Linked DNA regions of Homo sapiens: regions 1 and 3 are each linked to region 2. A link is a contact called in ENCODE Hi-C or POLR2A ChIA-PET data. All regions are on one chromosome and are shown on one strand. The core of a region is the stretch at or near the end of the contact, and the rest is flanking DNA. Distances in the headings are between cores, read along the strand shown. Region 1 overlaps PTGIS (prostaglandin I2 synthase). Region 2 holds the start of B4GALT5 (beta-1,4-galactosyltransferase 5). Region 3 overlaps PTGIS (prostaglandin I2 synthase).

The links. Hi-C counts contacts between places; a loop is a spot of excess contacts on that map. ChIA-PET counts read pairs that join two places held with the same protein, here RNA polymerase II (POLR2A). Pooled maps may share reads with other maps.
Region 1: a map of ascending aorta shows a loop between it and region 2 (1.9-fold over the local background). The contact joins the enhancer-like site here to the promoter of B4GALT5 in region 2. A Hi-C loop is called at or near these places in 1 of 168 maps with a recorded cell type or tissue (ascending aorta), 1 of 37 single-sample maps with no recorded cell type and 7 of 50 pooled maps. POLR2A ChIA-PET finds 5 or more read pairs at or near these places in 1 of 52 experiments (PC-9).
Region 3: POLR2A ChIA-PET joins it to region 2 with 10 read pairs in BJ. The contact joins the enhancer-like site here to the promoter of B4GALT5 in region 2. POLR2A ChIA-PET finds 5 or more read pairs at or near these places in 4 of 52 experiments (BJ, CD8-positive, alpha-beta memory T cell, Panc1 and 1 more).

What each region holds. Positions count from the first base shown.
Region 1 is chr20:49,540,635-49,543,427 of GRCh38, forward strand. The region is part of intron 4 of PTGIS (prostaglandin I2 synthase); the gene reads right to left. Among named protein-coding and RNA genes, the nearest start is that of PTGIS, 26 kb to the right of the region's middle. RefSeq lists an enhancer at 1,167-1,216 and a silencer at 1,672-1,948. Within about 2 kb of position 1,282, at least 3 of the 41 ENCODE cell types and tissues checked have a DNase peak (open chromatin) inside an H3K27ac peak, as active enhancers do; they include ascending aorta, where a contact is called at or near this core.
Region 2 is chr20:49,712,546-49,715,245 of GRCh38, forward strand. It overlaps B4GALT5 (beta-1,4-galactosyltransferase 5), which reads right to left and starts at 1,333. Exons shown (of 9, transcript NM_004776.4): 1 at 1,031-1,333. The coding sequence starts at 1,145. RefSeq lists silencers at 806-925, 1,216-1,545.
Region 3 is chr20:49,509,290-49,511,989 of GRCh38, forward strand. PTGIS (prostaglandin I2 synthase) reads right to left here. Exons shown (of 10, transcript NM_000961.4): 9 at 1,739-1,890. Among named protein-coding and RNA genes, the nearest start is that of KCNB1, 28 kb to the left of the region's middle. Within about 2 kb of position 1,387, at least 16 of the 41 ENCODE cell types and tissues checked have a DNase peak (open chromatin) inside an H3K27ac peak, as active enhancers do.

The sequences.
Region 1 (2,793 bases), core at 32-2,531, 170 kb before region 2:
TCTCATGTGCTCTCACTGAGGCACACTTACGCACACGCACACGCACACACACAGGACCACGCTCAGAGGACGCGCCTTCACCTCCAGCCCCCTTTAAATGCCCCAGGAGTCCAGCCCCAGCCCAGCGGGCTGACCTCAGTCCTGGGAGGGAAACTGCAGGCTTTCATTTTGTCATCTCTGCCTCAGCAGAGAGTCACAACAAAGAGACGCAACCAAAGCCCCGGGGCCTCACCCTCTCACCCTCCCCTTGAGCTCCTGGATCCCTGTGCAGACAAAGACCAGAGACCAGGATCTCTCAGGAGAGGGGTTTTCCCAGATGAAGAGAGAATGGAAGCAGGAATGAGGGTAGGTGGGGGCCGAGAGAGGCCTGCGTGGTCCCTGCTCTGTCCCTCACCTGCACAGTGGTGGCAGAAGTTGTAAAGGTGCAGCCCACACACTGGATTCAGTCCACAAATGTGTTTTATCAAGGGAGTTCCTAAAAACAAACTAAAGCTTCCTTCAAACATTTGGGGAAACTCACACAAAATCCGGATTTCCTGCTCATCTCATCTTGAAAAAGGAATCTGGCTGACCTGCGGTCCCACCTGGAAACCTAGCAGGAGCAGAGTTGCAGCCGCCCCTTTTAGACAGACACGTGCTTGCCAGGCCACTGCGGTACTCCCAAGGCCCTGTGGTCTCGGTGACACTGCAGTTGACACTGGTCATCATTTATCATCACACTTGCACTGTTGTTTTTTGCTAACTCAGAGAACCATTTCCCGGTACATATATTTCTACCAAAACAGGCAATGAAAAATAAACCAAAAAAGTAAACCGGCCGGGAGAGGTGGCTCACGCCTGTAATCCTAGCACTTTGGGATGCCGAGGTGGTTATATCACCTGAGGTCAGGAGTTCGAGACCAGCTTGGCCAACATGGTGAAACCCCCTCTCTACTAAAAATACAAAAATTAGCTGGGCATGGTGGCGGCACCTGTAGTCCCAGCTACTCAGGAGGCTGAGGCGAGAGAATCGCTTGAATCTGGGAGGCGGAGGTTGCAGCGAGCAGAGATCGCGCCATTATTGCACTCCAGCCTGGGCGAAAGAGCGAAACTTTGTCTTTAAAATAAAATAAAATAAAATGAAGGAAAAGAAAACAAAAAGAAAAAGTAAACCCAGAGGACCACAAGGTTTTGCTCTGTGGAAGCGAAGCCGGCAGCTCCATATCAAAAGAGCACGGCTGAAGACAGGATAATCCCATATGTAAATACACACACGACCCACAGGCGGCGCTAGAGCCACAAAGAAAAATAAAGCTGAACCAAGCTGGGTCACAGGAGGGAGCCATCACGAAAATGGGACTCAAGAAAGACCTCTCTGAGCAGGTGGCGCTCGCGATAAGGCTTAAACGAAGTGGGGTGGGAGCCACGCAGACCTGTGGGGAACAGCATTCCCAGGCAAGGGAACAGAAATAGCAAAGGCCACAAAGAGAGAGCGTGCCTGACCTGCTCAAGGGGCAGCAGAGAGGTAGGTGGGAGGAGGGGAGGCCAGGGCTACAAGGTGAGGACAGAGGAGAACTTTGGGTGTGACTCAGTGAGGCCAGGGCCAACACAGGCCAGGCTGGTGGGTGTAAGAGGTGGCACCTCACAGTTCGGGCTGCCTGAACCGGCACCCCTTTCACCTCTGTGTCCCTCCCATCCAACTGGCCCATTCTCTTTGTATTTCAGGGGCTGCTGATTGATGGCAGTGGAAAGGCCTACAGCTGCCAAGCCAGGGGGCAGGAGCTCCAGCCCAGGCCTCAGGCCCTGAAGACACAGTTACCGGGTTACAGGTATGGATTTACGTCTGATTCCCCCTGAGCTGATTCCCCTGTGCCTGCCGCTGTACCATGGAGCCTAGCCAGACCCAGCTGCCCCTGAGCCTGCCTCTCCCCAGCCTATCTCTCTCTGACTTCTTTGTCTGCACAGGGACCCAGGAGCCAGGAGACCTGGGAGGATCACTACTGTGAACTTGCTGGGTGGTTTCAGCTGGCCCTCTCTGGACCTCAGTCCCCATCATACAATGCAGGGTGGACCAGACCAGCATCACCCACACCAATTACAGCCCTTGACACTGTTTGCACCACCCCAGGGCAAAACAAAAAGAATGGGGACTGTTCGTGTGCTGAGAGCTGTGGCTGAGAGTGCAGACTCTGGGACCAGCCCTGTCCTGACCCCAACACAGGCCTCTGGGCAAATGACTCAGGCTCTCCAGGTCTCAGTTTTCTCATCTGTCAAATGGAATATGTAAAGTCCTAGCCTCCTAGAGCGATTGTGAGCATTAAAAGAGCTGAGACACGCCGAGTCTACACATATGCACACACATATCATAAATATACCCACATGCCCATATGTGTCAACGAATGACTGCCCTTTATCCTAGAACTATGTTGCTCTAATTTCTTGGAGGGGTTGAAATGTCCTTTTTTAAATTAAATTTAAATTAAATTAAATTCTGGTTGGTTAAGGGCATCACTAAAATCAGGGAGCTGTCCTTAACACCACTCTATCCCTCTCACTCACGCCCACGCTCCCCCATCCCCACCGCTGCCCCAGTCAAATCTTCCGGCAGAGCCAGTGAACTCTATCTCCAAAAGCTACCCAAATTCTCACCACCTCCCTGGGCCACCACCATTCTCTCACCTTGGTGACACCTGGCAGCCTCCTGCTAGGTCCTCCTGCCTCCCTCTCCACCCCTCCTTACCCCTACAGTCCATCCTCCATCCAGCAGCCAGAGGGGGCTTTCAAACTAAGTTAGATCATGTCCTGCCCCTGTGC
Region 2 (2,700 bases), core at 83-2,582:
TACATCTTTCCTCCATGCTCCCCCTTCTCACCTGGTACCATTTCCCAAAGGCCCCAATCATATCCCCTTCTCTACGGACAATTTAAACTTCTCCTTTGTCCGCAGAGCAGGCACTATCCAATACTGAAGAACCACACCATCTACCCTCAAGGCTAGGAGAGGGCAGAAGTGGAAGAAAGAACACAGACAGCACCCCTTCCCCAGGTCTTCAGTTGAGAAAGAAGCTGTGGCTGAAAGTCTGGGGGGCTGGGGGCAAAGGTGACAAGGATGTGCCCTTGTGGGTACGCGAGGTGGGGGGGGGGGAGATGGGGAAGAGGCATGGGACGCTCAGGGGATTAGCAGGAGATTGAATGGGGGTGGACCTCTGTAAGGGGAAGGGGGGTGCCACCGGCAGGCAGAGAGATCAGGCCACTGAAGAGGTGAACGTGAGTTAGGGAGGAGGACCTGGAGGTGGATGTAATAGGGGAAGTAGAGGAAGAAAGGGGAGGGAGGGGGCTCACGGGAGCAGGAAACGATGGAGTCATGGGGAGTGGGGGAGGATGGATGGGAGCTAGAAGGTGGGGCGGCCTGGGACCCGGGCACATGGGCTCGGCGAAGAGCGGGCGCGCCGCGGGGGACTGGGGTGCGGGGAATGCCGGGAATGGGGGTTCGAGGAGACCCCGGGGAAGGGAAGGGGAAGCGGGAGTTCTCGAGCAGAGGAGCGGGAAGTGGGAGTTCCAGCGAGGCAAGAGCGGGAAGGGGGTTCCGGAGCAAGGGGCGGGCGTGAAGGTACAGTCGGGTTCGCGAGGGTGGCGTTAGGAGGGGCGGGGTGGGCCGGAGGCTGGCGCGGGAGAGGGATCCCGGGCGCCTGTTGGGGTGCGGAGGGCAGGAATGTCCTGGCGTCCCCGAGAGCCGGGCCAGGACTCCGGAGTCTTCGGAGGACCAGGCTCAGGGCCGCCTCCCGGCCGGGGCCCCTTAGGGAGGGGCGGGGATTCCCCGGGTCCCTCAAGGCCAGAGCGGCAGCCGCCGCGGTCCCAAGCCCCCTTCCTACCTATGCCGGGCGCCACATAGACGAAGTACAGCAGCGAGGACGAGAGAGAAAAGAAGAAGAGCGCGGCGAGCAGCGAGCGGCGCGGCAGCCGCAGCAGCCCCCGGCGGGCGCGCATGCTGCAGCCAGGCGGCCGCTAGAGAGCCAGGCCGGGCCTGCTCCCGCAGCTCCCCGTCCGCCGCCTCCTGGGCCGCCGCCGCCACCGCCTGGGCCTCGGCCACCGCCTCCCGGGCCTCGCGGGCCGCCACTCGCCGCCGCCGCCGCCTCGCCGCTCCCAGCCGCCGGCCGTCGCGGGCCGGGCCACATGAAGCGGGCGGGGGCCAGAGCGGCCCCGAGCGGGCGCAGCGGCGGGGGCGGAGGCGGGGCGCACGCGCGGGAGGCGGGGCCAGTGCCGCCGGGCACCGTCGCAAAAGACCCGCGCGCTTGCGCTCGCCGCCGACCCTCGCTCGGCGCCCACAGCAGCCCGCATGGAGTAATCGCCAAATGGCGACAGACCCTCTCCCAGTGCGGCCACCGCCCAGGCTTTCGGGGAATGTCTCCCAAGTGCTCCGCGCTAGCTCGTCCCCCATCTCGGGGGCCAAGGGGCCATCTACAAAGTCTGACTCATCTCGTTGCCCACTGCAGCAGAAGAGTGGGGACTGCAAGGCTTGGGGGTTCGGCCTGGTATACACCCTCATTCATTCATTCATTCATTCATTCAATTCACCATTTATTTATTGAATGCCAGACACAGTTGTTGGCGCTGGGCATGCTACAGAGAAAAAAAACGATAAAAATCTCTGTCTACTTGAAACTTACATTATGTGAGAGATAAAAGAAACAAATCAGCTAGTAATATCAGGTACTGGTAACACATATGAATACGATAAAACAGGAGGATGTATTGCAGGCAGGCTGGAGTGGTCAAGGAAGGCCTCACTGAGCAGTGACACGAACTGAGATATAAAAGGGTGAGAAAGCGCCAGCTTTTTTGAATAAGCTGGGGAAAAAGCAGTCATACCAGGGGGAACAGCAGGTGTAAAGGCCCTGAGGTAGGAAAAGGGCTGATCTGCCCCCGAGTTGAATCCAAGGCCAACATGGATAAAATCCAGTGAAGTAGGGGGGGAAATAGGGATGAGCTTGGAGCTGTAGTCAGGGATCCTACTGTATCAGAAATAGCATAATGATAACAATTGTCAATGTCTCTAGACTTCTGCTGAGAAACATGGACTTCACTCATGCCATGAAATTCCCCCACCAGTCTTGAGATGTGTGCTGTTATTATTACTATCATACAAATGAGGAAACTGAGGTTTCTAGATGGAAAGGCAATTCACCCAAGCCTTGCAGTAAGGGCTTAAATCAAAACTGGCCTGTCTCCCATGTCAGGCCCTTGACCTCTAGGTTGTAACTGTCTCAGCAGTCTGTATGACCTCTAATTCTTATCCTGCAGGCAAATCGGTATCCTATCCCCATCACCTGGGTATGGGACCATATCCAAAAAAATGCTTTCAGATCAGCATCAGCTCAAAGGACCTCAGAAGGCAATGAACAGTCCTAGAAATTTATGGCAAGAAGCAGTAGCCTCAAGGAGCTGGACTGAGGAGGCCAGTGTCCCTGTGTAGACATATCTGAAACTAGGGTACTGTCTTGGAATGCCAGAAGCAGTGGGGAGGGGAGAGGACTTTGCAGGG
Region 3 (2,700 bases), core at 137-2,636, 200 kb before region 2:
AATGATCTGACCTGCCTAGACTCGGTTTTAGATGGACCAGCAGGGTTGTCATGACAATTCAGTGAGATAAAAATAACAACAAATTAGCTAATTTATTGGAACACTGTGCGCTAGGCACCATCTAAGCATTTAGTACCCGCTATCTCTTTTTATCTGTCCAAAAACTTGATGAGGTAGGAATGCCAGTCGGTTCTGCTCTAACACTTGTTTTGAACAGGTGAATTTGTTCCAATAGGATTGATATATTAGGGCACCATTTGAATATAATGCAAGTTTCACATTTGCTCACGTGCAATTTCACTTGTGAGAAACATGAGGTGAAGACGAAAGACTGCACCCAGCTGAACCTGGGTGTGCAGAAATCCATAAAATATACACATGCACACAACTAAGCATCGATCTACAGCCACAGTTATTACAGCACTTACATAGTTCTTAGCCAGGTAACATGTATAAAACTTTACTACCATTTTTTTTACTGGGTTCTTCTCTCTCTCTCTTTTTTTTTTATTATGTCACTGATGAGGTTTTTGAGTGTTGGCCCCAGTCCCCCTTTTCCCTCAATCCCTGCAGTTTTTTCTTTCTTTCTTTCTTTTTTTTTTTTTTTTTTTTTTCTGGAGACAGAGTCTCACTCTGTCGCCCAGGCTGGAGTGCAACGGCGCAATCTTGGCTCACTGCAATCTCCACCTCCTGGGTTCAAGAGATTCTCCTGCCTCAGCCTCCTGAGTAGTTGGGATTACAGGCACGCTCCACCACACCCGGCCAATTTTTGTATTTTTAGTAGAGACGGGGTTTCACCATGTTGGCTAGGCTGGTCTCCAACTCCTGGCCTCAAATGATCTGCCCACCTCGGCCTCCCAAAGTGCTGGGATTACAGGCGTGAATCCCTGCAGTTTTTGTTGCATGATTTCACACAGCAAGGTGATTTTAAGGAATGCATATGAGCTGTATTATGTTCATAATTGACTCCATTTTCTTGAGGAAACTGAGGCTAAAGGTTTATGTAACGTGCCCACTCACTTAGCACAATGCATGCACAATAATGATATTAACAATTATGGTAATAATTAACATTTTTCAAATGCCTACAATGAGCCAGACAGTGGGTTAAGAACTTAGAAAGATCCAATTCATTTATCCTGACACTCCTGGGGTATAGTTATAATCAGAACCCTCATTTTACAGTTGAGGAAACAGGCTCAGAAGGTAACCCAGCTTATGATTGCACAGGGGCTGGACAGGAGGACAGGGCAGATGTCATAACCCCTGGTCCAATCTGTTTGTGATCCTGGTGGCCAAAGCTCCTGGGGTTCAAGGGAGATAATTTATGAGGCTCTCGGCCCCACAGGTATTAAAATAACCAAGTGGGAACAGTGAAGTTCGGCCAGTTCCTAACATGAAGTTCTGAACATGCGGCAGCAGCTGCAGACGGGTAGCTACGGTCAGCTGAAAGGAATGTCCAGTATTTGGAATCTGGACACCAGTCTTGGAGGGAAGAACCTGCTGCCAGATCTGATTATTTCAAAAGAAATCCGAAATCTGGCTTTTTTACACGAGCTCTTCTGATTTATAAAAGCACACAGTTGTAAAACCACAAATAAGAGATGGCTCACGGGCTGTCCATGTGAAGCCTCTGCCAAACCATTCTCCTGGCTGAGCCCTCAGTCCCAGGAGAGAAGGGCGCCTGCCAACCAGGGGATCAGGAGCCACCCTGGCCCTGCCCTGGCCCCCCACTCACTGTTTGATGCTGTTGACCGCATAACTCCTCCCCAGGCAGTGATTGTGCCCCGCCCCCCAGGGCATGTTGTAATTCTTCAGCCGTTTCCCATCCTTGTAAAAGTCTTTCTTCTCTGATCCGTCAGGGTTCAGGAATCGGTTGTATTTAAATACCTGAAATAGGAAGAAGGTCCTTTTCTGACCCCATTCCCAGAACAAGCTCACACCAAGAAAAATGTATGAGGATGTTCATGACAGTCATGTTTATAAGAGGGAAAAACTGGAAACCATATACAGGTCAATTGATAGGGGATTGGTTAAAAAATTATGGCAAAAGGTTTGTGTGTACTGACATGGAAAGAATTTCTACAATTGGTTGTTGAGTGAAAAAAGCAAGTTTCAGAATAGTATATATTGCATGATCCTATACACACACCAATCTTTTCATGGCATGTGAATGTGTTGTGTGTATGCCTGTAAAGCCATGAAAACAATTCGCAAGGCACACTCCAAACCTTGGTCAGAGAACTCTGTAGAACTGGAGAAGAAGGGAAATACATATTTTTTACATTTAAGTATATATTTCTCTGTATTTCTTTATATTCTATGATATATATTACTTTTGTAATGTAAAATAAAAGAAATTAAAATATTTTTTAAAAAGAAAATGCCAATTTCCTTTGGTTACACTGCACAGTGGTAAGGCAAGGGTTGTAGCTGAGCACAGAGCTTGGCATGGAGTAGCTGCCGACTGAAAGATGGGTGGAAGGATAGGTGAATGAACCAGTGGATAGACTAAGAGATGGAAATGTGGATGGAAAGATGGATGAATGGAGGGATGGATAGATGGATGGATGGGTAGATGGGGTGGATGGATGGATGGGTAGATGGGTGAATGAATGGGTAGATTGATGGGTGGATGGATGAATAAATGGATGAATGGACAAATGGATGGATGGATGAGTAGATGGGTGGATAGATGGA